2 separate regions of the Homo sapiens genome follow, and region 1 is linked to region 2. A link is an interaction called in ENCODE POLR2A ChIA-PET data of the cell type or tissue named here. Cell type or tissue: OCI-LY7. All regions are shown on one strand.

What was found. ChIA-PET counts read pairs that join two places held together with the same protein. Peaks named below come from ENCODE experiments on the same cell type or tissue, not always from the same donor. Only the 100,000 strongest peaks of a DNase experiment are listed, where the experiment ranks them.
Region 1: POLR2A ChIA-PET joins it to region 2 with 6 read pairs; 8 of 35 experiments call an interaction of 5 or more read pairs at or near these places.

What each region holds. Positions count from the first base shown.
Region 1 is chr6:139,322,485-139,324,984 of GRCh38, reverse strand. It overlaps a transcript of TXLNB not described here. Among named protein-coding and RNA genes, the nearest start is that of TXLNB, 32 kb to the right of the region's middle. In OCI-LY7, no CTCF peak of the experiment used is centred here; DNase peaks (open chromatin) are centred at 974 and 1,244; H3K4me3 peaks cover 1,488 bases; H3K27ac peaks cover 2,414 bases.
Region 2 is chr6:139,173,985-139,176,484 of GRCh38, reverse strand. HECA (hdc homolog, cell cycle regulator) reads right to left here. Exons shown (of 4, transcript NM_016217.3): 3 at 1,946-2,100. It also overlaps a transcript of TXLNB not described here. Among named protein-coding and RNA genes, the nearest start is that of HECA, 40 kb to the right of the region's middle. RefSeq lists an enhancer at 974-1,043. In OCI-LY7, no CTCF peak of the experiment used is centred here; a DNase peak (open chromatin) is centred at 944; H3K27ac peaks cover 840 bases.

The sequences.
Region 1 (2,500 bases), 150 kb before region 2:
GATTTTTTTAAAAAATAAAATCTGTCCAGGTGCAGTGGCTCACGCCTGTAATCCCAGCACTTTGGGAGGCCGAGGTGGGAGGATCACGAGGTCAGGAGATTGAGACCATCCTAGCTAACATGGTGAAACCCCGTCTCTACTAAAAATACAAAAAATTAGCCAGGCGTGGTGGCACGTGCCTGTAGTCCCAGCTACTTGGGAGGCTGAGGCAGGAGAATGGCATGAACCCAGGAGGCGGAGCTTGCAGTGAGCCAAGGTGGTGCCACTGCACTCGAGCCTGGGTGACAGAGCAAGACTCCGTCCCCCCCAAAAAATAAATAAATAAAAAATGAAATAAAAGGTAATCTCTTAAAAAAAATTATTCTGCATTCAAGTTAAAACCATTGAATGTAGTCCCACGGGCCCTTGTCCTGGGAAAGCCACTGTTCAATCAGCAGCTGTTTATGGGAGATTGAACAGGGAGAAAAAACTAACAAAAATTCCTGCCCCCATGCAACATACAGGAGAGAGGAGAAGACACAGAATAAACAAGGAAATAAAACTTTCCTTTCCAGAAACAATAACAGACCAAAAAAAAAAAAAAAAAAAACGGGGGGATTTTGTAAAATGTCATCCTGAACTAGTCACAGTTAAAAAAAAAAATTAAATGAAAAAAATATATATGTATGTATATATATATACACACACATTGAATACACTCCACAAAAGAGGAGGCTCCTCTCTGTCCCCAGAGCTTGGAAGGAAGCTAGAAGCTTCCGGCAGAAGATTCTGAAAACAAAGCTAAGCTCAAGCATTAATGGGCTGCATGTTTAACATTTGGTGCTAGAATAAGGTAGTCAAAGATGGGAATCATAAAACAATGTCAGTATCCCAGAACACTTTTCCAAGTCAAAGTGGAGTTGAAACAGTTAAACAGACAGTCATCTGAATAAACAGGAACCTGTTTCTATGGCGATGACAATGGGGGAGGGGCGTGACTCCTATCTACCTTCCCTGCGCAAAGCTTCTGGGGGCGTGTTTTGCTTTATGGGACCCTTTCCAAACCCTGACCACAGCAGAAAGGACGGGGATGAGCACTGACTGGAGCAATCTGTTGACTGTCCCCTGTTGTAAACCACAGCTGCCTAATTTTGAGAAACAGGGGCCGAGCCATCAGATGTAGGGGAATGGAAGCTGATGCCAACGGAAGCCCGGAGGTAAACTAGGGCCCCGGAAAAACGAAGAGGAAACAGAAATTATGAGTAAGCAGCGGAAGTTGGTAAGTAAGCCTAGAGAAGACAATGCAGCAGATGTACAGAGAGAAACCACGTGCCTCGTGATTCTTGGTGACTTTCCTGCTTGTCCCCAGCCCAGGTCCACATGTTTCTTTATTATTATATAAGTAAATAAAAAAACTAAACAAGCCTGGGCGCGGTGGCTCACGCCTGTAATCCCAGCACTCTGGGAGGCCGAGGCGGGCGGATCACGAGGTCAGGAGATCGAGACCATCCTGGCTAATACTGTGAAACCCCCGTCTCTACTAAAAATACAAAAAATTAGCTGGGCGTGGTGGCACGCACCTGTAGTCCCAGTTACTCGGGAGGCTGAGGCAGGAGAATTGCTTGAACTCGGGAGGCGGAGATTGCAGTGAGCCTTGATCATGCCATTGCACTCCAGCCTAGGCGACAGAGCGAGACTCCGTTTCAAAAAAAAAAAAAAAAAACTAAACAAATTCTTTTTCTTGGGGTCACTATAATACATCTCTAGAGGTTTCTTGCAAACAAAAGAGCCCAAACCACACACTGAGCCCCATCCCTTCTTCATCTCGTGCAATGTCAACACCAACAAAATGATTTCCTATGTATTTAAGGAAGGATAATCATAGTCACTGGTCCAAAATGAAACTTCTTACTGAAATGACAATTGAAATTATTCCTAGTCAGTTCACAGAAATGCTAGTTTCTTATTTTAAAATGAGGACAGATCCAAAAGAGATAAAGGGATTTAGGGAAATGGACATTTAGAAAATTGATAGCCCCATGGGCCTCTGTCCTGGGGAAGCCACTATTCAATTAGCATCTGTTTATGGGGGATTCAACAGCAGGGAAAACCCAGCGAAAATGCCTGCCCCCATGCAACATACAGGCAAGAGGAGGAGACAAAGAATAAACACAGCAAATAAGTAAAATGTACAGAAAATGTGCAGTGTGTTTTTTCTACAGAAAAAGAAGGAACAAGGGGGATATAAAGCTGGGCTGGGGAGGCATCGATATTTTAGGGGAGTGGCCGGGAAGGCAGTTGTTACTAAGATAATTTGGATGAGAGGTGGTTGAACTCTGCACCGTATTGAGGATAGAACTAATGGGACTTTTGTGTTGGATCAGATGTGGGATGGAAAAGGAAGAGAGGAGTCAGGCATGAGTCCAAATTTTTGATCTGAGTAACTAAAGGATGGAGTTGCCATTTTCTATAATGGGGAAGACTGGAGGAGGAATTTCTTTAGAAGGGAGGTGGGGCCTAA
Region 2 (2,500 bases):
AGGCTTCTGGAGTTCCCAGCACCCTGCATCTTCACTCATGCCTAGCCTCTCCGTAACAGCACAGTCCTGGAACCTTTCAGCAATGGGTCCAGGACTTAAGTGAATAACCACAAATTATAAATAAAACAGACTCAATTTAGACTCATTTTAAAAATGTACTTAAAAAGTATAATCTCAACTTGTTCTCAAAATACTCCTGGGAGGTAGGTAGTATTAGCTGACTTTTAGATAATGCAACTGAGGCACATGTGATAAAGCACCATGCCAAAGACCATGGTTAGAAAGCAGCAAGGCTGGAGTGAACCAAAGCAGCCTGCTGATCCTCAGCCACTGCAGGAACTACTTTTCTGTAACCTGAGATAAACACTCTTTTAACTACGTAATCTCTCTGAACAACATTAAAAGTGTGATTCTGAGCAAACCCGTCTTCACACTGTTATACCTTTCTAAGAATCAATTATTGCTTATTTTTGGCTACATCTTATTGAAGACTTCCCTTGATTCATTAGTAGCGTCTAACACTTGTATCCTCACTGATTTTTTTAAATTAACAATAATCGAACATATTTTCCATTTCAGTAGGGGGCCAGAAAAGAAAGGTCTGGGCTTCAATTGTTTTAAGGAAGAAATACAGTGCATGGTGAATACCAAGAGGCTGGGTGTGGCAGGATGCTGTTCTGTTTTTCCTCCTAAAGACATGGAAATAATCTCATTGCCTTTCAATGGTGTACCAGAAAGAACACCAGAACAGGAGTCACACGGTGCAGTCATGGCTGTGACACAATGTATGTAGACCTGGGTAAAACATCCCAAGTTTGTAGGCCTCCATTGTATGAGGAAATAAGGAGGTCGGTCTAGATCCCAGGTCCTTTCCAGTGCTAATCTTCTGAGTTAACAGGCTCAAAAGTTCTTTCACTTCCTTATTTCTTCAATTTAAAAGATAATCCTCCACGGTGTGTGTGTGCAGAGGGGAGCCACTTCCTCTGGTTTCTCTCAAGAGCTGGCATCAAGGCACAATAACTATCATAAAATGCCACAGTGAATAACTACTGATAATAGTAAAGATACTCTCTTTACAAAAATCAAGCCATAATGCTAAAGACATAAAACTATGCAGTAACTAATGAAGTATGTATCAGCTATTTGTACTAAAAAACCAGGCTGGAACACTTTAGAGCAAAGAAAAATTTCTCTCCTGCCCATGAGAGTATCAAGGAATTACCTAACAAGCTGTTTTCTTCCCCAAGCACTTGGAAATAAAGCAAGATATTTCCAAGCATTTTGTCTCCTGTGATTCTATAGGTTATTTGTGTTTTCATATGTGAATACTTCCCTCTTTTTCTGATGACAGCTAAATTTCAGATGTCCTCATAGCATGAGACAATGCCTCCTTTTAGTAGTGCTTTAAGGATTACAACCTCAAACACCTTACAAGGCATGCAATTCCTGGATAACTGTACTATCCCACAGAAAGAAAACAAGAAAATCCTATTTAAGAAAGTGACTTTCTTCCTTTTGAATAACATTTTTTCTATTAGAAATTTACTATAAGCTAATCATACAGAATCTTAGAAAATATACTCAAGGAAAAAGAAAACTAAAGGAACCATTCAGCCTCCCACCACTGAGACCATCTGGTAACAGGTTAGCAATTCCCTTTTCATGCTCACTTACTTACAAATGCAAGCATATTATTATACCATTTTATAACCTGTTCTTTTGACCTAATATACTGGAAATGCTTCCCACATAATTATATATTATTCTACAGTATTCCTTTTAATGACTGAATAGTATTCCACTAAATGACTACATTACAAGTAGTAACTCAGCCATCATTGCTGGACTGAATTTCTTCTTTATTGCCAGACGCATCTTCCCTACATTCACTTGGGGACAGAAGCCTAATATCACCCACTGCTCCCTCAGTGTGTTCAGTACCTACCTGACAACATGGAGAGGCAGCCAGGATGTCGTAGGTGTACATAGTGCCCAGCTGGTGCCAGCTGCCATCCCACCGTGACTTACACTTGATGCAGATGATCTTGTGAACCCCTTCCAGGCAGTCCACGCACACGGCATACAGATGCATGAGTCTCCCTGTGCACAGAAGACACAAGGCTCTGAGTGGCCATCATGGAAATCACATTTCATCTCCAAGGAGATAAAAATGTTTCATCTACCAATTATAAGCAAAGATTTTATCATTTGGATAAATATAAAAAGAAAAATCAATATTTAGTACACAAGCTGTCCTTTCAGGATAATGATGAATTACTAGCTGTTGTCAATAAAGCATGTATTTTAAGTTCAAGCATATTAAAAACTTGGCTTCAATTCACTTTTCCAAAAAGGGCTGCTGGGCTTACATAATGGGTCCATCCAAATTCAAGTAACAAAGCCACATACACTCAAAACCAGCCTGTACTGTATTCACGCAGGACTTCCTGCTCAAAAGTTTATGTTTAGCATATAGAGACTTAACCAACACCACTGATCT